3 separate regions of the Homo sapiens genome follow, and all the other regions are linked to region 3. A link is an interaction called in ENCODE POLR2A ChIA-PET data of the cell type or tissue named here. Cell type or tissue: K562. All regions are shown on one strand.

Region 1 (8,000 bases), 68 kb after region 3:
TCTGATTTCATTTTGTTTTGAGATATGCCCAGAATTGGTATTGCTGGATTATATGGTAGTTCTATTTTTAATTTTTTAAGGAATCCCCATACATTTTCTACAATGGCTGTTTAGTTTACATTCCTTTCAACAGTGTACAAGAGTTTCTTTTGTCCACATCCTTGCCAACATTTGTTATCGTTTATCTTTTTGATAAATTACAGGCACGTGCCAACACACCTGGCTAATTTTTTATATTTTTGGTAGAGACGGGGTTTCACCATGTTGGCCAGGCTGGTTTAGAACTCCTGACCTCAAGTGATCCACTGCCTCGGCCTCTCAAAGTGCCGGGATTACAGGTGTGAGCCACCATGCCTGGCCTATTTTTTCTATTTCTATAAAGAATGACATTTGTGTATTGATAGGTCTAGCATTGAATCTGGAGATCACTTTAGGTAGTATGAACATTTAAGAATATTAGTTCTTCCAATTTATAAACACGAGATGTCTTGATATTTATCTGTATCTTCTTTAACATTCTTCATCACTGTTTTATAATTTCCAGTGTAAAACTCTTTCACCTCCTTCGTTAAGTTTATTCCTAAGTACTAATTCCTTTTGTAAATGTGATTGCTTTCTTAATTTTATTTTCATATATTTACTGTCTGTGTGTAGAAACGTCATCAATTTTTGTATGTTGATTTTTTTATCCTTCAAATTTACTTAATTTAGTTTTAACAGACTTTTTGTTATTGTGGAGTCTTTAGGTTTTTCTACACTTATGTTTATGTCATCTGCACACAAAGATTAGGATTTTAATCCTTCTTTTCCAATTTGGATGCGTTTCATTTCTTTTTCTTGTCGAATTTCTCTGGTTAGGGATTCCAGTGCAATGTTGAATTAAAATAAGTGGAGAGGGGGCATCTTGCCTTGTGTGGGATCTTAGGGGAAAAGCTTCTGTTTTTTTCCCATTGATTATGATGTTAGTTGTGGGCTTTTCACATATGGTTTTTATTGTGTTGTGGTAAGTTTCTTCTGTACCTATTTCATTTTATTTTTGTTTTTTTAAATATTTATTTTATAATAGAGATTAATTTTGCTATGTTGCCCAGGCTGGTCTTGAACTCTTGGGCTCAAGCGATCCTCCTGCCTTAGCCTCTCAAAATACTGGGACTACAGGCATGAGCCACTGTGCCCGGCCTATCACTATTTTGTTGAGAGTTCTTTTCTTTTCTTTTCCTTTTTTTTCCATTGCTTTCTTTTCTTTTCCTTTCCTTTTTTCCTTTCCTTCCTTTTCTTTTCCTTTCTTTTCTCCTCCTCCTCCTCTTCCTCTTCTTTTTTCTTTCCTCCTCCTCCTCCTTCTTCATCTTCATTTAAAATCATGAATGGATGTTGAATTTGGCCACATGCCTTTTGTACATCTGTGGACATAATCATATGTGTGTGTGTGTGTGTGTGTGAATCTTTCAGCCTGTGGATGCGCTATACCATCCTTGCACATGCGGAATCATCCTTTTATCCAGGGATAAACCCCACCTGTTCCTGATGTATGATCTTCTTAACATACTGTTGAATTTGGTTTGCTAGTATTTTACTGAGAATTTTTGCATTTAATATCTGTTAATGTTTATCAGAGGTAGACTGGCTTGCAGTTTTTTTTCTTTTCTGGTGTTGTCTTTGCTTTGTTTTGGTATCAGGGTGATCCCGACCTCATAAAACAATTTTGGAAGTGTTCCCTTTTCTATTTTTTGGAAGACTTTAAGAAGAATTAATATTAACTCATCTTTGAATGTTTGGTAGAACATTCAGCTATGAAGCCATCTGGTCCTGGGCTTTTCTTTGTTGAGATATTTTTGATTATTGAGTCAATCTCCTTCTTTGTTATTGGTATGTTCAGGCTTTGTATTTTTTATTGATTTGCTTTTTTTTTTAAGTTGACTGTTTCTAGGAATTTATTTATGTCTTTTAATTTATCTAGCTTGGTGTATAATTTTTCAAAATAGTCCCTTATGATCCTATTTATTTATTTGAGACAGGGTCTTTCTCTGTCACCCAGGCTAGAGTGGAGAGGCTTGACCACAGCTCACTGCAGCCACAACCTCCCAGGCTCAAGTAATCCTCCCACCTCAGCTTTCTGAGTAGCTGGGACTACAGGCATGCACCACCATGCCTGGATAATTTCTTTTTCTTTCTTTCTTTCCTTTCTTTCCTTTCTTTCCTTTCTTTCCTTTCTTTCCTTTCTTTCCTTTCTTTCCTTTCTTTCCTTTCCTTTCCCTTTCTTTCTTTCTTTCTTTCTTTCTTTCTTTCTTTCTTTCTTTCTTTCTTTCTTTCTTTCTTTCTTTCTTTCTTTCTTTCTTTCTTTCTTTCTTTCTTTCTTTCTTTTCTTCTTTTTTTTGTATAGATGTGACCTCACTGTGTTGCCCAGGCTGGTCTTGAATTCCTGGGCTCCAGAGATCCACCTGCCTCGGTCTCCCAAGTGTTGGGATTACAGGTGTGAGCCTTTTTATTTCTGAGAAATCTGTTGTAATAGCTCCTTTTTTCATTTTGGATTTTATTTGAGTCTTCTCTCTTTTTTCACAGTGTAGCTAAGGATTTGTCAACTTCGTTTAATTTTTCAGAAAACCATCTCTTAGTTTTGTTTTTTTCTATTATCTGTTTGATTTATTTCTGCTGTAATCTTTATTATTTCATTTTTTTCTGCTAAGTTTGGGCTTAGTTTGTTCCTCTTTTTCTAGTTCGTTGAGTTATAATTTTAGGTTGCTTATTTGAGATCTTTCTTCTTTTTTAATGTTTGCTTATCTCCATAAACTTCCCACTTAGCACTGCTTTTACTGCATCCTATAGGTTTGGTGTGCTGTGTTTTAATTTTCATTTGAAGATATTTTTAAAATTCCCTTTGGTTTTCCTCTTTGACCCAATGCTTGTTCAACATGTGATGTTTGATTTCTGCCTATTTGTGAATTTTTCCATTTTTTTTTACTGTTATTAATTTCCAGATTCATTTCTTGTTGTAAAAAAAGATTTTTGGAATGATTTAATTCTCCTTACATTTCTTAAGACTTGTTTTGTGACCAAACATGAGCTCTCTCCTGGAGAATATACCCTGTGCATGTAAGAAGACATTTTGAGAACCCAGGTGGTCTTTTCTCATACCATTTTTCTCACCCAGTGCTCATACTGAGGTTAGTTCATTTTACATCTAACATTTTCTCAGCCTGGAGCTAAGACACCTCATGTACCTTTGACAAAGCCATTCTAGCACAAGCAAAACGGTCCTGAGAACGAGTATCTTAGCCACCTGGTATGGCAGAGGACACATTCATCATGGAAAAAGTCTGAGGAAAAGGGTCAAGATTAGCATGGATCGAGGGTCTGGTCCTGAGCTGGGAGGAGAAAAAGGCAGGTTGGAGTGGGACCAAACCAGGTATTTCTATCTCTCACTTAGAATTGTGTCTTGGTACTTGAGATGAACCATCTGAGGCCACCAGGGGGCAGCAGGGGACTAGGTTGGAGAAGATGATTGATAAAGTTTATCCTGACCTTTAAGAAGCCCCTGAGTCGGCCGGGCGCGGTGGCTCACACCTGTAATCCCAGCACTTTGGGAGACTGAGGAGGGTGGATCATAAGGTCAGAAGATCGAGACCATCCTGGCCAACGTGGTGAAACCCCGTCTCTACTAAAAATACAAAAATTAGCTGGGCGTGGTGGCTTATGCCTGTAATCTCAGCTAGTCGCGAACCTGAGGCAGGAGAACTGCTTGAACCAGGGAGTTGGAGGTTGCAGTGAGCCGAGATGGCGCCACCGTGTTCCAGCCTGGTGACAGCGCGAGACTCCATCTCAAAAAAAAAAAAGTCCCTGAATCTCAAAAAAAAGAATGTGACTTTATGATTAACTATGAACAGCTGCTCATTAATAAAAAGCCATTAAAAAAAAAAAAGAAATCCCAAGAGCTACTTACCCTTGAATATCTCTAAAGGTACTGGGAAGCAGTGCTCCAAATCTGTTGTGGCCCAGTGAATTCCTTTTTAGAAGCACCATTAATGGTCCTAGTTCAACATGTCAGGCCCCAGCTTTAAACCACTGCAGGGGCAGGGGATGTAGCAGTGCTTAGAACCCACCTTAGCTGAGAGGACCAAGATGGTTGGGCAGGGGATGAGGGAAATGAGAAGTTCCAGCACTGTCTGAAGTCTCTGGGAGGAGGAGTGATTGAACTTTCCCACCCGGCCTGGGAGCAGCCTGTCCTCACATTCATCCCTCACAGCACAAAGGAGAAGTCCTGGTTTCCTCAGCCTGGAGCTCCTGCAATAGTGAGGGTTAGGATATCTCTGGACTGGCCTGATGTCCTGGGCACTCTCATGGGTTCAGTCTCAGGAAATCCATGCCTAGGCTGGATTAATACCCTCAGCTGAGCCTCACAGGGAAGCAGAAGTCTCTGAGCCCAGGCCCAGGTGAGGGTGGGGTGAGGAGAGGAGCTCAGGACACAGATTTGCATGGAGGCCCTGCCCTCCTCTGAGGCGGGGGGATAAGACAGGGCTAGAGGCAGGCCCGGTGCTGGGGTCTCAAGGCAGCGCTCTCGGGACATCTCCACCATGGCCTGGGCTCTGCTCCTCCTCACCCTCCTCACTCAGGGCACAGGTGACACCTCCAGGGAAATGGCCTTGGGGACCTCTGAGCTGATGCTTGGTCTTCTGCTCCTGCTCCTCAGGGTCACTGGACCCAGTACTGACCCAGTAGAGTGTGTTTCTCCCTCTTTCCAGGGTCCTGGGCCCAATCTGCCCTGACTCAGCCTCCTTTTGTGTCCGGGGCTCCTGGACAGTCGGTCACCATCTCCTGCACTGGAACCAGCAGTGACGTTGGGGATTATGATCATGTCTTCTGGTACCAAAAGCGTCTCAGCACTACCTCCAGACTCCTGATTTACAATGTCAATACTCGGCCTTCAGGGATCTCTGACCTCTTCTCAGGCTCCAAGTCTGGCAACATGGCTTCCCTGACCATCTCTGGGCTCAAGTCCGAGGTTGAGGCTAATTATCACTGCAGCTTATATTCAAGTAGTTACACTTTCCATAGTGGTCCAAGTTCCTAGGGAACTGAGACCAAAACCTGCCCTGGGCTCTCAGGCTCTGTCTTTGCTCTGAAGATGCTTCCTCACCCTGTGCCAGGGGCTTCCTGCAACAGGGCCTTGAGAATTCACTTCTCTGTCAGCTCCTCTCCTTTTCCATCAATTCCCAAAGGAAACCTCCTCTCTTGTTTACTCTCCGGGATATGACAGCTTCTTCTTCACTCGTATGACGGATGTCCTCTCTGAATTGGAAACTACTTCTAGCTCTTTAACAGGAAGTACATACCGGCAGGGAAATGCCTGCCTAGTGCAGTCCCCATACTTCTCCGGATGATCCTCACTTTATTATTTATTTTTATTTTTGTATGCACTAAAGTCGTCAATGTAAATCCTTACGTCGAATGCCTCCACTTCCCACATTGTGTAGCACAGCCTGGATTCAGTTCTTCAGAAATGACGTCCTCTTCAATGATAAAGGACCACTGCTCTGTGAACACCCCACTCTAGTGAAGATAGCCCACCTTGCTGGGTTATTCATGTACATCTTTTGTGGAAGCAGTAACCACTGTGTAAAGCTCCAAAGATGTTTTAAAGCAATGAAAACAAAGAGGAAGAAGTGTGTGTGTGTGTGTGTGTGTGTGTGTGTGTGTGTGTGTGTGTAGGGTCCATCCTGTTTGCCCTAATATCTCAGGTTGCCGAGCTAGGGAGTATTTGAGTGACAGACTTGGTGCCCTCTCAGGATCCTCCTCCTCTCACATCACTGAGTCCCTGTCCTGGAAACACCCTACAGGTGGACAATCTCCCCATAGTATGGAAGTTTCCAAAATGGCTCCACAGGGAAGAGTTGAGCTGAACACACCCACTCTTTCTCATGGGCATCAAATATATCTAATTTTTCTGGGGAAATCATCAATTTCTAGCTGGAATCCTGATTAATCGACAGACTGTGAGAATTAAAAATTTTAAAAATATTCAGACATATCCAGAGTCCAGTATTTAAATTCTCTGGAATTTTGTGAGCCAATCTTTAAACATAGTTATTATTGTAGTTTAGAGTTCATGAACCTGAATTAAATAGATTCTAGTAAACATAAAGTGCCTTAGTTGTCTATTGTTGCATAAAAATTACTCCTAAAATTAACATATTCTTAATGAGAACACATATGCATTAATCTGTTTTCGCACTGCTATAAAGAAATACCTTATTTATAAAAGAAAGAGGTTTAACTGGCTCACAGTTCCACATGGCTGGGGAGGCCTCAGGAAACTTACAATCATGGTAGAAGGCAAAGGAGAAGCAAGAACTTTGTTCACAAGGTGGCAGGTGAGAAGAGCTGGGGAGGGTGAACTTCCAAATACTTTTTTTTTTGAGATGGAGTCTCACTCTGTTGCCCAGGCTAGAGTGCAGTGGCGTGCTCTCGGCTCACTGCAGCTTCTGCCTCCCAGGTTCAAGTGATCCTCCTACCTCAGTCTCCGAGTAGCTGTTATTACAGGCATGCGTCACCAAGACCGACTAATTTTTATATTTTTAGTAGAGATGGGGTTTTACCATGTTGACCAGGCTGGTCTCGAACTCCTGACCTCAAGTGATTTGCACACCTAGGCCTCCCAAGGTGCTGGGATTACAGGCGCAAGCCATTGTGCCTGGCCCCAGACACTTTTAAAACCATCAGCTCTCATGGTAACTCCCTACCCATCACGAGAACAGCAAGGGGAAAACTGCCCCCATGATCCAATCCCTTCCGTCCCTCAACATATGGGGATTACAAGTCCCTCCTTCAACACATGGGGATTACAATTTGAGAAGAGATTTGGGTGGAGACACAGAGCCAAACCATATTAATGTATTTGTGATCTTGTAGTTTTCTTGCATCAAGAATCTGAGAGCTGCTTAGTTTGGTGGTTCTGACTCTGGGCTCCTCATGAAATTGCAGCCAAGCTGTCAGGCGGGGCTGCATTCAGAGGCCAGAGCAGGTGGCCAGGCCCAGCCTGAGGGGGCTTCTACTGTCCCTAACCTCTTTGGCAGATGTAGATGAAGTCAGGGAAAAGGGGAGCTCCCCACAGTGGGTAGCATCCCAGTGTCAGAGGGAAGGCACCATGGAGCAGTGGGACCAGCACAGGACCCTGGGGGTGCACTCAGACCTACCTGGAGGGATGGCAAGAAGGGGCATTCACAGCAGGGACAGGATAAAGGGCCTCTGCCCCATGTCCAGAGCTGTCTTGGCAGCTCAGTCACATTGGTTATCAGGTAAATCGGAGGTAAACCCTATCCTGAGTTTTACCACTGAAAATGGGTACAATTTGAACTAGGAGTGTTTTCAGACTTTTTCTTTCCATATTGACTTCTTAATAACCGCGATTTAATTTTTTTTAACCCCAGCCTAGTTTAGCTACATAGCTTCCAAATGTCATGCTACTGTGAAACTGAGCAATTAGTTACTTTTATCAGAGCATTTTAAATTTGAACAGGTTCCTTGGTCTTTCTATGTGTAATTAGTCAAAGCTTAGGTATGGAGTAGAGGATCTTTACCAAATGCTTTTCTAGACTCTGTTTTCATTGGACTTATAGCAGCTGTTTCACCTGGGCCATGCAGGAATAGGAGAGTTGTTGCTCCTTGACATAGCATCTGTAACATGCCTATCCTTTCTGCCACTATAAAAATAGCTGTGCTTTCTCTCCACTCGTCTCTCCTGCTGTTTCCCTGTTTTTCCTATTAAATATGCAGTGTTTGCAATCCATCTTGCATTCTGAGAAGATGAGGATTTTTTTTCATAAAGAATGACCTAAAATAGCTCTAAAGATCATCAGAAGTCACAACTACATACTTACTGGAGTGCAATACCAAATGTGGCCTCTGATTACAGTAACCTGGAGCTTGCAGTTTAAGCAATTCAGTCCCTGTCACTTGTGGACAGATTCGTATGTCTGTGGATGAGAAGATGAGCAACGGTCACTCCT
Region 2 (8,000 bases), 56 kb after region 3:
CTCCTGCCTCAGCCTCCCAAATTGCTGGGATTACAGGTATGAGCCATAGCTTCCGGCCTAGCTTTTAATCTATATTTTCAGAGGGAAGTAAGGAAGAAGGGTCAAACCCCATTAACAAGTTTCTGAAAGAGCCTAACTTGCAATGTCTAGTCATTCCAGAGTAGGATATTTACCCCAAGGATTAATTCACTGTAGTTGCTGTGATAAATGACCAAACCATAAACTGAGTGACTAAAAACAAAGACCTCTAAATGATTACACCTGGTATCTTTGGAGGAGCCATTCAATCTACTATACGCTGCTTCCAAGTCCTTGTAGAAAAACATACGGAAATCATGCATCATCCCATGGGTGGAAGACCTCGCTCCAGGTTAGTGAACTGCTCTGATTTGTGACTCCAAAGATGGACATTGGTGACAGCAAAAGGAGGACCCAGAATCTCGTGTATTCAAACAGAACTCCACTCTCATGAGAGGTCCTTGGATCTAGACCCTTGGGTCAAGCTTCCTCTGAGCATTGTCCAACATCTTCCCACTTGCTGAGAAGGAAGATTCTTTATGTGGGCCCTGGAATAGCCTCAGTCCAGCCTGATCTCTCTCTCTTCCCTCCTGAAGTTTTATTTCAAACATTTTGAGACTCTAAAAGGGTTTCTTTGTCTCATTTCTCTCCTCCAGTCCTACTACCAGGGTTGTCTTCAATTTATATCCAATGTTTCTCTGGCCTGGAACTGAGACCTACCTCCCAAGCAGCGACCCGACCCGTGGAGTGGGGTCCCTGGGGCAAGCGAATGGCCCTTTGCCTGGAGAACCTGGGCCAGCAGTCATGGCAGGTGACACATTCCATTCTGGGGCGAGGAACCAGGGAGGGAGCACTGCATAGATCAGAAGGGTAAACAAGGGGAGGGAGAAGGAGCAAACTTAGATTTGGGAGGGAAAGAGGGAAGGGTGCAGAGGAAGCAGAACACGGATGACTGGGCCTCCTTCAGTTGTTCTTGTGACTAGACCCTCCCATCTAAGCCACCAGGGGACAGGAAGGGTATGAGTTTGAGGACTCTAATGGCCCCAAGGTACTACTGCGGTTTATCCTACTTGTAGGCGGTCCCAAGAGCTTTGTTCTCTCCAGGGACTCCAAAGGGGATGAACTTGCAAGTCTTTTGTCTCCACTCAGTGCCTTCTCTGATTAGGCCAATAAACATCCCCAGGCCTCAGTCTCAGGCCACTGTAGGGGCTGAGGACAGTGAGAAAGATGTGTGAGCATCCACCCTTTGGAGAGGTTGAGTAGGAATGAGAGGTCCCCTGCCTTGCCTTTGGTCCTTGTGAAGGAAGATGTTGGATATTTCCCAGCTTGGCTGGAATCCGTTCCTCACCCTCCCCATTCAGAGCAGGGATGAGTAAGTCCTCCGCTTTCTCCGCAACCACAATTGTGTTTTTCAGGAAAGGATAAAGTGGGAAAGATCAGATCCCATGCCTCTTCCTCCTCTAAGTCATGGGATGACTGCAGAGAGTGAGCAAGAGGGTAAAAACAGTGCACTGAGTGTGACGTTTGCTAAAGGAACAGATAATTGCATCAAAACCTATTTCTAGCAGAGTTGTGGTGCTTGCCTATAATCCCAGCTACTAAGGAGGCTGAGGCTGGAGGATTGTGAGGCCGGGAGCTCAAGACCAGCATGGGTAGCATAGTGAGAGCTCATCTCTAAAAAACAAAACAAAAAACCACACTTATTTCTAATTGTCTAATTGGTATCCACAATCAGACCTTTCTGGGAAGTTTTTTTTCTAACATGCCTAAATGTGGCTTGGAGACTGTTTGGGTGAGGCCAATAGCTTAGCCTTCCTACTTAAGTTGTCTCCTTCATTCATTCAACAAGCAGGTATTATTGAGTGGATTGTTGGGTGCATTTGTGTGTCCTCAGTAGGATGCAGGCATGCAACACATGAAGATATGATAATTCCAGTCAGAGGAATGGCCTGTGCAAAGGCCCTGAGGTAGAGAGAAACTTGATAATTGAAAGAACAGAAAGAAATCCAGTGGGACTGGGGAAAGAGAGGAAGGAGATGAGAGGGGACTTACAGGCAGCCAACAGATCATGTGCAGACAGATCACTTGAAAGCAGAGGCAAATGGCTGGATGTTTTTGTTAATGAAAAGAGAATTTATTTGAAGATCTTCCATCATTTTTACATGAAGTGATTGATGTGTTAAATGAATGAAATTTAACATTCATGGTGTATGAAATTTATGGAAGAAAAATTGAAGCAGGCAGAGCATTTTATGGCCTTTGGGCACAAGAGAGTGAAGCTTGTCCCATGTAGAGTCATGGAGAGTGACTGGGAGATTCACCATTAGAGTTGGCAGATTGGCTCTTGGATTGAATATGGGGCATGAAGCAAAGAGTTGTTGACTCCTGGAAGTTTGACTTTGTCAATGGCGTGGCTACTACTTTCTTTTATTAAGAGAGAGACAGATGGGAGAGCAACAGGTTTGAGGGAAACACATAAAGTGCTTTGTTTGGACTCATGGGGATTTTTTGGAGAAGACAGACAAGATACAAGTAACAAGATCATGATGTCTGTAATATTTGGGTACAAAATGCAATTCATAAACCTGATTGTATAATATGATCCTATTTATGTAAAATCATATATATTTAGTTACCTTGATTCAATTTATACATCACTAATTGTTTCCAGTAATATTAACCAAAGGTCTACTATATGCCAAATAACCTTTTATGGCTAGAGATAGAAAAATGAACAAAACTTACTATGTTCATCCTTATGGAAGATACATAATTCATATTTGTAAACATCACATTTAAGTATGGCAAGAAATCTGGTGGGATGGTTCCTAAAATGAAACAATAGTTTCATAGGTTTGTGAGAATTTAGGTGATATTTCTACTTAACTTTCATGTACACTAAAAATTTTTCCTATAACTCAAAAAAATTTTTTGGAGGCAGATTAGCAAGATATTTATTTTGGAAAAGCAAGAGTCAATCTGAATTGAACTGGAGGGATGCTGAGAGTTCTAGAACTTCATAGAGAGAAAGAAAACTGAGTTATTGGGTGGGGGTTACACCTATCTTTTTGTCTTTTCTTTTCTTTCTTTCTTTTTTTTGAGATAGGGTCTCCCTCTCTCACTCAGGCTGAAGTGCAGTGGTATGATCTTGGCTCACTGCAACCTCTGCCTCCCTAGTAGCTGGGACCACCACAGGCATGCACCACCATGTCCGGCTAATTTTTAAAATTTTTTTGGTAGAGACAGAGTTTTGCCATGTTGCCCAGGCTGGTCTCAGACTCCTGGACTCAAGAGATCCGCCCACCTTGGCCTCCCAAAGTGCTGGGATTACAGGCGTGAACCACTGCGTTGGGCCGCTTATCACTTTAATGTCTAATGAGAGGCCCCTGGAGCTGGAACCCTTAGCCCCAGCCTGACCCCTGACCCTTCTCCCATGTCCTCAAATTCAAAAACTCACCTCTGGCTGTCCATTCAGTTGTTCTCAAGTCTGACTGTGCTCTTTGTCCTTCATGAACTAGAACTAGTCTTTCTTTCAAACCATTTTGATAAGCTGATCAATGTCTCCTCATACCATTTTTCTCATTCAGCCTTCCTCCTGGGGTTGGTTTTATTTACCATCTAACAATATTTCTGTAACCCTGAGCCTCTAGAGCTGCCTCAGGTGCACTAACGCTGTGACTAGGCTGCCCTGGGACAAGCTAAGAGGTTCTGCGGGGGAGGGTCTGGGCCCCTGGTGTGGCAGAAGGTGCATCCATCCTGGAGGAAGCCAGAGGACCAAGGGCCAGGAGCCTGGGGGGGATTAGAAGGGACCAGGAGGCCTGGTCCTGAGCTGGGATGGGAAGGAACGGGAAGGGGCAGGAGCAGGACAGGGATTTCCAGATCCACTCAGCCGCCTCCCTGGGGCTTGGGCTCCTCCATCTGAGGCCACCAGGGGGCGGCAAGGGCTTGGATTTGGGGAAGGGAATTGCTGTGGTTTAACCAGGGAGTGTATGAAGCTCCATGGGCTGCTTCCTCCTGAGACCCTTCTAAGGGAGAAGTGGGGAGTGGAATGTCCAAAATATGTTGTGTCCCAATATGTTCGTTTCTAGAAAGGCTAATAAATAGCCTCAGCCCCCAGCCTCAGAGCACTGCATAGAAAGAGGACAGAGGTATTTGAGGGTCATTCTGAGAGAACCTAGAAGGTATTGAGTGGGAATAAACAGTCCCCAGCTCTGCCTTTGGTCCCTGGGAAACAGAGTGCCTGGATCACTCCACAGTGGTCATCTGGGATCTGGTCCGAGGTCTCTTCCTTGATTCTGTTCCCTGAGCCTTTTTTATTCTATTTTGGATCAGATCCATGCACACGTAGCTCAGAGTTGTGCCCAAGATTTCATAAGGAATTTACAGGGTTTTTTCCCCCTCAAACTTATTTCTCTCCACAGTCTGCCCATTATTTATGGTTCCCCAGACTTTCCCTTTTGGTTTCTGGTGAAAAAACTGTGACTTTAATAAGCCTGCGGTGCTGTGCACTTCCTGCAACTGAGTCCGTGTCCACACCAAACACCAAGAGGACAAAGAGTAACAAAGGTAAGGGGATTAAGTGCCACTGTCTTGGAAATCAGCTCCAAAGATGAGAAAAGAAAGTCCGCACAGTCTCTACTGTCCCTGCTGTCACCACGAAGAATTTCCTGGAGGCTGGATCATGTAGAATGGAGAGAAGAACAAACATAAGAAAAGGAAAACGTGGACATTTCAAATTTGCCCTGAGCACTAGGGGTTTCCTTTCTCATCTTCAAGCCAGAACAGTGGAGCTTCTTCTGGAACTTTTGTGGCTGCACACTGGTACCCCTTCCAGGTATTGGTCTGCCCTGAGTGCAGGCCACAGGACACTGGGGGAAAATGGGAAGCTCTCTGCTGGTTTGATTTTACTAAAAGTGCTAGTATCTCCCCTAGTCTGCCTCCAGTGATTTGCTTTTCCAAGTAATCAAATTGATGCTCCATGGATTCTGTCCCAGGTTTTACAGCTGGGCTTGGAGAAAATGTGGTATATGCCACTGCATCCGAAATGGAACCTGAAAACAGTAATAATATTCTAAACGTGAAAATTAAATCAATCTGAATCACAGGCAGTGGAAAACATCAAAAGATGAAAGAGTTTTAAAAGTGATTTGAGGAAAGAAACAGAGAGAAATATTTTCACATTGGTTCTATGTTTACTCTATTTATCTTTTTTAATTTAATTTTAAAAATAGAGATGAGGAGGTCTCACTATGTTGCCCAGCCAGGCTGGTCTCGAACTCCTGGGCTCAAGCAATTCACCCGCCTCAGCCTCCCAAGGTGATGGATTACAGGCATGAGCCACCACACCCGGCCCCTGTGTTTCTTATGTGCTCCTTGATTAAGAAGAGTTGTTTTTTGTTTTTGTTTTTGTTTTTTGTTTTCTTGAGATGGAGTTTCACTTTTGTTGCCCAGGCTGGAGTGCAATGGTGCAATCTCGGCTCACTACAACCACTGCCTCCCAGGTTCAAGCGATTCTCCTGCCTCAGCCTCCCAAGTAGCTGGATTACAGGCGTGCACCACTACACCAGCTAATTTTTTGTATTCAGTAGAGACGGGGTTTCACCATCTTGGTCAGGCTGGTCTGAAACTCTTGACTTCAGGTGATCCACCTACCTCGGCCTCCCAAAGTGCTGTGATTACAGGGGTGAGCCACCATGCCCGGCCAAAAAGTTGGTTTATTGTAGCTTGTGGATACAGTGAGATGGAAGAAAACCCAGAAAGCAGAAATAACACTTCTTTGTAATATGAGGAAAAAAATAAAAGATAAAGTTGAATGAAATATTTCATATATATATGTTTCATATACATGTTTCTTATATATGTTTCATATACATGTTTCATATATATGTTTCATATACATTTCATATATATGTTTCATATACATTTCATATATATGTTTCATATATATATTGCAACATATATATGCAATATTCATATATATAGCCATATATATGTTTCATATATATATTGCATATATATGTTTCATATATATTGCATATATATGTTTCATATATGTTTCATACATATGTTTCATATATATATAGTTTTTTACAGAGTCTTGCTCTCTTGCTCTGTCACCCAGGCTGGAGTGCAGTGGCCTAATCTTGGCTCACTGCAACCTCTGCCTCCCGGGTTCCAGTGATTCTCCTGCCTCAGTCTCCCGAGTAGCTGGGATTACAGGAACGCACCACCATGCCTGGCTAATTTTTGTATTTTTAGTAAAAGTGGAGTTTTGCCATGTTGGCCAGTCTGGTCTTGAACTCCTGCCCTCAAGCGATCCTCCTGCCTCAGTCTCCCAAACTGCTGGGATAACAGGCGTGAGCTATCACGCTCGGTCTGAAATCTTTAGATAAGTATGAAGTCTATATAAAAAAAAAAGGCTCTTACTAGGCTAGAAATGGCCCATTTTAGAAGCTTTCATTTTCCACCTCACACTCATCTCTCTATAGATCCTCTGCATGGGCAGTGGGTGGGCCCTGTGGTCCTCAGTTCTCAGGCTGAGAACCAGAGGCTGAAAAGGACAAGTCACCTGCTCATGAGTGGGAAGGGCAGGATTGGGAGCAGCGGACTGTGGCTCCATTGCTCCTTGTTTCCTCCACAGGCCCCTCCCACGTGTGCCCCTGAATGACCTAGAATGACTAATGTGCTCAAGGGATTTGATGCTGCAGATGCTTCGGCATGAAGGGTGGGGGTGGGGATGGGACAAGGCTGCAGCTGAAGAGATGGGAGACCAACAACACACAGCAGGGGTTTCCATGGGGTGGGCACCCCCATTTCCTCACAGTTTAGAGAGCCTGGAGGTGGGTGCCAAGCAGAGGGCACCATGGCGTGGCCCAGGCCTGGAGGTTCACAGAGACACAGGCACAACACAGCAGAGACACTGAGGGCCAGGAGCTCACTCAGATGAGGGACTTCAGCAGATCTTTCTCTCTTGAGGAAATTAGGTACAAAGGAATCAAGTTCCTACCATCAGAATAGACAACAAGTTTTAATCTCCTCAGCTGAGCCCCGCTGTCCAGGGAAGCAGAAGTCTCTGAGCCCGGCCCAGGTGAGAGTGGGGTGAGGAGAGGAGCTCAGGGTGCAGATTTGCATGAAGGCCCCACCCTCCTCTGAGGCAGAGGGGATAAGACAAGTCTGGGGGTAGGCCCAGCGCTGGGGTCTCAGGAGGCAGCGCTCTCTCGGGACGTCTCCACCATGGCCTGGGCTCTGCTCCTTCTCACCCTCCTCACTCAGGGCACAGGTGACGCCTCCAGGGAAGGGGCCTTGGGGACCTCTGGGCTGATCTTTGGTCTCCTGCTCCTCAGACTCACCTGGGCCCAGCACTGACTCACCAGAGTGTATTTCTCCCTCTTTCCAGGGTCCTGGGCCCAGTCTGTTCTGACTCAGCCTCGCTCAGTGTCCAGGTCTCCTGGACAGTAGGTTACTATCTTCTGCACTGGAACCAGCAGTGACATTGGGGGTTATGACCTTGTCTCCTGGTGCCAGTAGCACCCAGGCAAAGCCCCCAAACTCATGATTTATGATGTCGGTAATTGGCCCTCAGGGGCCCCTGGTTGCTTCTCTGGCTCCAAGTCTGGCAACACGGCCTCCCTGACCATCTCTGGGCTCCAGGCTGAGGACGAGGCTGATTATTACTGCAGCTCATATGCAGGCAGCTACAATTTCCACAGTGGTCCAAGTTCATGCGTAATGAGACCAAAACCTGCCCTGGTCTCTCAGGCTCTCTCTCGCTATGAAGGTGCTTCCTTACCCTGTGCAGAAGAGGGCTTCATGCAACATGGCCTTGAGAATTTCATCCACTCTCAGCCCCTCTCCCCTCCAACAATGAAATGCAAAAGAAACATGCTCTCTGGTTAATTGTCTAGGGACAATGGCAGCTTCTTCTTTTCCTGTGTGATATGGTCCTGCATGGTGACTCTTTCCAACTTTTCAATGGCAGGGAC
Region 3 (8,000 bases):
AAGACCCCATCTCTACAAAAAAATTTAAAAATTAAAAAAAATTAGCTTGGCATGGTGGTACACACCTGTGGTCCCAGCTACTTGGGAGGCTGAGCCAAGAGGAACACTTGAGCCCAGGACTTCAAAGCTATGTTCATGCCACTGCACTCCAGCCTGGGCAACCAAATGAGACCCCATCACACAAACACACACACACACAAATCACAGCACACACACACACACACACCCTTTGCTGTTCCTGTAATGTTCCTTTTCTCAGTAAACTCAGTTGCTCAGTCTACAAACTTCAGAGTCATCCTTTGCCAGACTTTCTCTCATACACTACAGCCAATCAATTAGCAAAGCTAGTCTGCTCTATCTTTTAAAGATATCCAGAATCTGACTACTCTCTTCCACATCTACTGCCACCTCCCTGATGGAAGGTACCATGTTCTCTCCCTGGATCACTGCAGAAGTTGCCAGTCTTAAAAGTTTTGTCAGATCTCCCCATGGTGGCCCCAATGCCCCTGTTAAAATATACAGGGGAGCAAGTATATTTCGCTCTTAAGTCTTCAATGACTTTCCATTTCATTCATAGGAAATACCAGCAAACTTTAAATTTCCCCATGGAACCTTAGGTCATCATCGCCCTTGCTAACTCCTCTGTTGCTCTGATGCAGCCATCCTGAGCTCCGTGAATCTGGAACACAGCAGGCCTTTTTCTTTTTCAGAACTTTTGTTGTTCCCGGACGTTGCGTGCCTCTTTCCCCAGATTAACCCCATCTGGGCTCCTGGTCTGCCTCAGTCCCATGGTTCCTCTTCAGCAAGGCTTACCTGACCACAATATCAAAAATCACAACCTCCTTAACTCATATGTTCAAACCCTCAATGTTATTTTTCAACTTAGCATTTATCACTGCCTACCACACAATATGTAAAATATATCTTGCAAGCCCAGGAGTTTGAGATTACAGTGAGATATATCATGTCACTGCATCCAGCCTGGGTGACAGAGGAAAGGAAGACTCTGTGTCTTAAAACAACAACAAAAAATGGGACAGGTGCAGTGGCTCGTACCTGTAATCCCAACACTTTGTAAGGCCAAGGCGGAAGGATTGCTTGAGGTCAGGAGCTCGAGACCAGCCTGGGCAACATAGCAAGACCCATCTCTACAAAAAATTTAAAAATATAACTTGTTTCTTTTCTGTGTTTACCCACTAAACTGTATGCCACACGAGGGCAGGGAGTTGTGTTTCATTTACTCCTCAGCTTATAGAGCAATGTCTGTCATACTGTGCATGCTAAATCTTTGTTAAATAAATAGTAGCTGTTATTAATATGATCATTTAGGTGTACCAGAGGCTCTAATCCATTATTCCAGATTCTCTAAGCATTTAATGAAATCCAAATCCAAATGATTTAATACTGTTGTACAAGGGAGAAGGTAAACCTGTGTGTATGTGTGTGTAAATTGAAACAAAAGTTTTGTCAAATACTCTAATACCTTCACCTTACCACAAGGGATAGGCTCTGATACCTTCTATGCCATATTTTATTGATTCTAAGGTATAGGCTTAGATTTCCATTTTAACATCTCTAAATCAGATTGCATCTCATCATAGCATCTCATCAATATAAAATACATTTCATAATTTGTTTTTGCAGTATATATTTTTATTTCATAGTGGAATCAAAAATGACATATCTCAGATCCTTTTGTGAGGATAAGCGTGATGCTTGGGTTTTCACTCATGTGAGATGTGCTTCCCTCAAACCTTGTTATATCAGCATGTTTAACATCTGATGTAAAAAAAAAAAAAAAGGAGAGTAATGTATCTTTTATAATTGATGGCATCTTTTTTTTTTTTTTTTTGAGATGGAGTCTCGCTCTGTCGCCCAGGCTGGAGTGCAGTGGTGCGATCTCGGCTCACTGCAGGCTCCGCCCCGCGGGGTTCACGCCATTCTCCTGCCTCAGTCTCCCGCGTAGCTGGGACTACAGGCGCCCGCCACCTCGCCCGGCTAATTTTTTGTATTTTTAGTAGAGACGGGGTTTCACCGTGTTAGCCAGGATGGTCTCGATCTCCTGACCTCGTGATCCGCCCGCCTCGGCCTCCCAAAGTGCTGGGATTACAGGCATGAGCCACTGTGCCCGGCCAATTGATGGCATCTTATAGTCAGTGAAAAATCCTATTTCTTTTTGTAAGCTGACAGCACACTAAACTTGTTTTGTAGTTCTCTAATGGATATCAGCTACATTTTGGCAAACAATGGTTTAAGACAGAAATTGGAAAATTGGCCCTTCCCCTGTTTTTGTACAGTCAGGAAGCCAAGAATGTTTCTTACATTTTTAAGGTATTGTTTTCTTACTTTTTTTTTATTAAGATTTTTTTAAACTTGTACATTTTTAAATTTGGGGGAATAAACATGCAAAAGGAAGCGGGGCGCGGTGGCTCACGCCTGTAATCCCAGCACTTTTGGGAGGCCGAGGTGGGCAGATCACTTGAGCTCAGGAGTTCGAGACCAGCCTGGCCAACATGGTGAAACCCCTTCTCTACTAAAAATACAAAAATTAGCCAGGCATGGTAGCAGATGCCTGTAGTCCCAGCTACTCGGGAGGCTGAGGCAGGAGAATCTCTTGAACCTGGGAGGTGGAGGTTGCAGTGAGCGAAGATCGCACCACTGTGCTCCAGCCTGGGTGACAGAGTGAGACTGTCTCAAAAAAAAAAAAAAGAAAAAAGGAATATTTTGTGATGTGAAAATTATATAACATTCAAAATGTCAGTGTTCACCATAAAGTGTTGTGGAACACAGCCATAATCATTTTTTTAGTGCTGTTGTCCATGGCTGCTTTCACACTTCTATGACACAGTTGAGTACAGTAGTACCCCCTTATCTTTGGGGCATATGTTCCAAGACCCCCGAAGTGGATGCTTGAAACTGCAGATGGAACCAAATTCAATATATACTATATTTTTTCATATATGTACATACCTATGATCAAGCTTAATTTATAAATAGGCACAGTAAGAGGTTAAGCATAACAAAATAATTATAACAATATACTGTAATAAAAGATATGTGAGATAGGGCGTGGTGGCTCATGCCTGTAACCTCAGCACTTTGGGAGGCTGAGGTGGGTGGATCACCTGAGGTCAGGAGTTTGAGACCAGCCTGGCCAACATGGTGAAACCCATCTCTACTAAAAATACAAAAATTATCTGGGCAGAGTGGCGAGCACCTGTAATCTCAGCTACTTGGGAGGCTGAGGCAGGAGAATCACTTGAACCCGGGAGGCGTGGGTTGCAGTGAGCCGAGATCGCACCGTGGCACTCCAGCCTGGGCGGCCAGAGTGAAACTCCGTTTCAAAAAAATAAATTAATAAATTAAATTAAAGGTATGTGAATGCAATCTCTCGCTGACAAAATATCTTTATGTACTGTAGATCTTGGCAACCTTAGCATACGATTTTGTTTTCTTTCCTTATTATGTTAAAAACTTTCCCATTTTCACTTAAAGGAAGCAAGCACTTTACAGCTTCTTTTTGGCATATTTGAATCGCCAGCATTGCTACCCTTGTACTTTGGGGCCATTATTAAGTACCATAAGGGTTAATTGAACACAAGCACTGAGATACCACCAGGACAGTCACTCTGATAACTGCGACCGCTCCTAAGTGACTAAGGTACAGAGAGCGCAGCCAGCCAACAGCATGGGGACTCAGGACAAAGGGAGGATTACCATCCCAGGGCAGGGCTGACTCAAGAGCTTATCACACTACTCAGAAGGGCTGGCGACTTAAAATTTATGTATTGCCTATTTCTGGAATTTTCCAATTAATATTTTGGAACCTCAGGTAACTGAAAGCACAGAAAGGAATACCCTGGATAAGGGAAGACTACTGTAGTTGAAGCAGAGAATTGCAATGCCTAAAATATTTGCCATCTAGTCTTTCACAGAACAAGTTTGCCAGCTCTAGTTTTAGAGGAGCAAAATGAAAGATAGCAAATTTCTCAGCTCACCAGTTCCTAAAGTTGCGAGTGCATCCAGATGATTCAGTGCAGCTCAGTATGTTCCACTCTGGGCCGCAAGGGAAAGCGAAGCTGGAGCTTCCTTGTCTCCACCTCCCGGAGAAATTTGTCCAGAGACCGGCAGCACTGCTTCCGCAGGCGAACAACGCCGCTTGCTCTTCAAAGTCCTTTCTGAGGCCAGATCAGAAGGTCCCACTCCTTTTAAGCCCCTTATAGCCCAATCATTTTTCCAGTCACGTGTCTGAAGCAGTTTATCCTGATTGGATTTTCAGTTGTTGTCCAGCTTGATTGCCAAAAGTTTTCCTCCAATTGCTACTCAAAGGAAAGAATGAGGGTGGGGCTTCAGGGCTGCCTTCCAGGTTGATTGAGCTGGTGATGGGCATCCTCCCTCCTCTCTCTCTTGTTCAGAGTCTACCACTTTCTCTGCAGTGTGCCTGGGCCCTCAGCTATTGGGGATGAGAAGGGATGCGGAGTGGGAGGCAGTCCACATGTCTGTTCCAACAAAGCTCAGAGGTGAGCGAGTTGAAAAGCAGATGTCTTTCCAGTAGGAGCCCCAGGGGACAGGGTGGGTCTCAATCTCACAGCCCTTGAAGACCGAGCTCCCGTAGGAGTTTCCAGGTGTCCAAACAGGGTCCTCACTGTGAGTCTTCAACAGCTTTCTCCAAGCAGCAGCCCACTCCCTTCTTAATCCATTTCCAGGGGTCAAAGGTCTATCCTGGTTCCCTCCCATGCCCTCTCACTTCCTTCCCTCTGTCTCTCCCTCCTCCCTCCTCCTTCACTACCCCCTCCCTGGAACCTTCTCAGCTGAATTTCAGGCCCACCCTTTCACTCTCTTTACAGGCTTTGCAACACAGATTAGAAAGCGGGGGAGGGGGAGCCTCAAGAGTCCCTTGACAGGTAAGAAATATTTATATTTCCACCCCCATTCCAACGCAATGCAATCAAGTCTCAAAATTAAAACGAAAATCATTTGCAAATTAAAATGTTCTAAAGTACCATCTCCTGATAAAACTTTAAAAATACCTTTCTGGGCCGGATGTGGTGACTCACATCTGTAATCCCAGCACTTTTGAAGGCCGAGGCAGCAGATCACATGAGCCCAGTAGTTTGAGACCAGCCTGGCCAACATGGTGAAAACCTGTCTCTTATTCTTTATAAAGTAAAATACAAAAATTTCCTGGGCGTGGCCGTGCGTGCCTGTAATCCCAGGTACTCGGGAGGCTGAGGCAGAATAATCACTTGAACCCAGTAGGCAGAGCCCAAGGTGGTATAAAAGTGTGTGACCCATGGTCTTTATTCTTGTCTAGGGACTGGGGAAAGGCTGCTTGAGGGCATTGCAAGTAGCCAAGAGCATGACCCTGGAAAGGAAGGTGAAATGAGGCCCGCTACTGAGGTACACCTGTAGTCCCAGCTATCAAAGGCTGAGGTGAAAGATCTTTGAGCCCAGGAAATCCAGACAAACCTCAGCAAAATATCAAGACCTCTGTTTCTACAAAAGAAAAAAAATTTTTTTTAATTAGCCAGGCATTGTAGCACGTGCCTGTAGTCCCAGCTACCCGGGAGGCTGAGGTGGGAGGATTGCTTGAACCAGGGAGATCGAGGTTGCAGTGAACTATGATTGCATCACATACTTTAGCCTGGATGGAAGAGAGAGACCTTGTCTCATTCATTCATTCATAAATAAATAAGCAAGCAAAGTGAAATGAAGTGCAAGACTTAGACAGTAAAGTTCTAACAGGGGCCGGGCGTGGTGGCTCACGCCTGTAATCCCAGCGCTTAGGCAGAGGCAGGCAGGTGGCTTGAGCCCAGGAGTTTGAGACTAGCCTGGGCAACCTGGCAAAACCGTGTCTCCACAAGAAAATACAAAAAATTAGCCTGGGTGACAGAGTGAAACCCTGTCTCAAAAAAATAAAAAAAGAAAAAAGAAAGGAAGACAGAGAAAGAAAGAAGGAAAGAAAGAGAAAAAAAGGAAGGAAAGAAAGGAAAGGAAATGTGTATTCTGCAGAACTGATATTCACTCCTTCCTCTTTTCCAGAAGCAGAATCCTGCTAGGAAGATTCCAGGAAGCCTAGGCAGTGGTCAGGGGCTGGCTCAGGTATAAAGCAGGCCCTTCCCCTGAGACAGAAGGTTGTGGCAACAATGCTTGTGGGAGGTGAGAAAATTGAGAGGAGTGTCTAGAAATAGCTCGGAGTTGCATCTTATTTTCTTTTGCTCAGTTTTAAAAGTCCCAAATAAGACCACATCTAGCTGTTCTAACCAAGCTATTCTAACCCACTAATCTAGTAAAAATAAAATCACATGGTCTGAATATAAATTTGCATCAGGATACATGCCTTTCCTATGAAACATTTATGTTTCCTTATAAAATGTATCCTCCTTTTCTGCAGAAAACTAACTGTAATGCATCCAAAGGTCACAGAATGTGGTGAAACATCCTCATCATTGATTTTTTTAAAAAATTTTATTTATTTATTTATTTGTTTTTTGAGACATGGTCTCACACTCTGTTGCCCAGGCTGGAGTGCAGTGGAACGATCATGCAGTCTTGATGTCCTGGACCCGAGCGATCCTCCCACCTCAGCCTCCCAAGTAGCCAGGACAATAGGCAGATGCCACCATGTCTAACTGATTTACTTTTATTTTTGAGTAGAGATGAGGTCTCACTATGTTGCCTGAACTGGTCTCAAGCTCCTGAGCTCAAGCAAACTTCCCACCTCGGCCTCCCAAAGTTCTGGGATTACAGGCGTGAACTACCCGCACCCTGCCCTCCATAACTGATTCTTTTTTTTCAGACTTCACTCTGTTGGCCAGGCTGGAGTACAGTGGTGTGATCTCTGCTCACTGCAACCTCCGTCTCCCAGGCTCAAGCAATTCTCGTGCCTCAGCCTCTCAAGTAGCTGGGATTACAGGCATGAGCCAACACGCCCGGCTAATGTTTGTATTTTTAGTAGAGACAGGGTTTCACCATGTTGGCCAGGCTGGTCTTGAACTCCTGATCTCAGGTAATCTGCCCACCTCGGCCTCCCAAAGTGCTAGGATTAAAGGCGTGAGCCACCACGCCCAGCCATAGCTGATTCTTTATCAGTCTGCCTTTGGGAAGTTTCCACTGGGAAACACTCTCCAGGACTGTTTCGGACCAGCCCCACTTTCCAAACAAAGAATTCCAGTGATGAGATTAAAGCTTGTCACAATATGTTTTTCAAATGACTGGTAGAAGCAGACCTTAAGATTAAAAAAGAAGAAGAAAAAATGGCTGAAATCTTGAATCCTTTATTGCTTTAAGGCACAGAATAGGAAATGGATGGCGCGTCGGGAATGGATGCAGGTCAGGGACAGACCATCACTCATGCCACCTTGCTGTGTTTATGAAACAGAGTGCTAGAAGTTAAATTTGGGGGATGCACAAAGAGATGCCTAATCAGATGAACTCAGAGTTGGAATTGCTGTTTGTGAGACAGTTACATCAAAGGAAGAAAAGAAGGAGAGAAGAAAGGTGACTATCAGGAGAATTTTCCAGCCAGAAGAAAGACACAGAGGCACAGGCATTTCATGGCCTGAAAAAGGAAGAGCACAGAGACAAGTGTGGCTCCAGTTAAAGGACCAGCGGAGATGAAAGATGAGGTCAGTGATTTGGGTAGGGGACATAGCAGTTAAGATATTGTTGGTCAAGGCTGGGCGTGGTGGCTCACGCCTGTTAATCCCAGCACTTTGGCAGGCCAAGGCGGGTGAATCACGAGGTTAGGAGATCAAGAGCATCCTGGCTAACACAGTGAAACTCCGTCTCTACTAAAAATACAAAAAAATTAGCCGGGCGTGGTGGCGGGCGCCTGTAGTCCCAGCTACTTGGGAGGCTGAGGCAGGAGAATGGTGCAAACCCAGGAGGCGGAGCTTGCAGTGAGCCGAGATCACGCCACTGCACTCCAGCCTGGGCGACAGAGCAAGACTGTGTCTCAAAAAAAAAAATAGACGTGAAGGATGCAAAGATGCGTATGA

What was found. ChIA-PET counts read pairs that join two places held together with the same protein. Peaks named below come from ENCODE experiments on the same cell type or tissue, not always from the same donor. Only the 100,000 strongest peaks of a DNase experiment are listed, where the experiment ranks them.
Region 1: POLR2A ChIA-PET joins it to region 3 with 23 read pairs; 2 of 35 experiments call an interaction of 5 or more read pairs at or near these places.
Region 2: POLR2A ChIA-PET joins it to region 3 with 11 read pairs; 2 of 35 experiments call an interaction of 5 or more read pairs at or near these places.

Annotation. Positions count from the first base shown.
Region 1 is chr22:22,583,645-22,591,644 of GRCh38, forward strand. It overlaps IGL and IGLV2-33. Among named protein-coding and RNA genes, the nearest start is that of LL22NC03-63E9.3, 28 kb to the left of the region's middle. RefSeq lists a silencer at 3,294-3,588. In K562, no CTCF peak of the experiment used is centred here; a DNase peak (open chromatin) is centred at 3,457; H3K27me3 peaks cover 1,956 bases.
Region 2 is chr22:22,572,591-22,580,590 of GRCh38, forward strand. It overlaps IGL and the pseudogene IGLV2-34. Among named protein-coding and RNA genes, the nearest start is that of LL22NC03-63E9.3, 17 kb to the left of the region's middle. RefSeq lists an enhancer at 892-1,426. In K562, a CTCF peak has its summit at 3,950 (motif pointing right); DNase peaks (open chromatin) are centred at 3,941 and 6,701; H3K27me3 peaks cover 4,737 bases.
Region 3 is chr22:22,516,091-22,524,090 of GRCh38, forward strand. It overlaps ZNF280A (zinc finger protein 280A), which reads right to left and starts at 4,180. Exons shown (of 2, transcript NM_080740.5): 1 at 3,999-4,180. It also overlaps IGL and the pseudogene LOC124905161. RefSeq lists an enhancer at 3,820-5,025. In K562, no CTCF peak of the experiment used is centred here; DNase peaks (open chromatin) are centred at 3,691, 4,301, 4,811 and 5,358; H3K4me3 peaks cover 1,572 bases.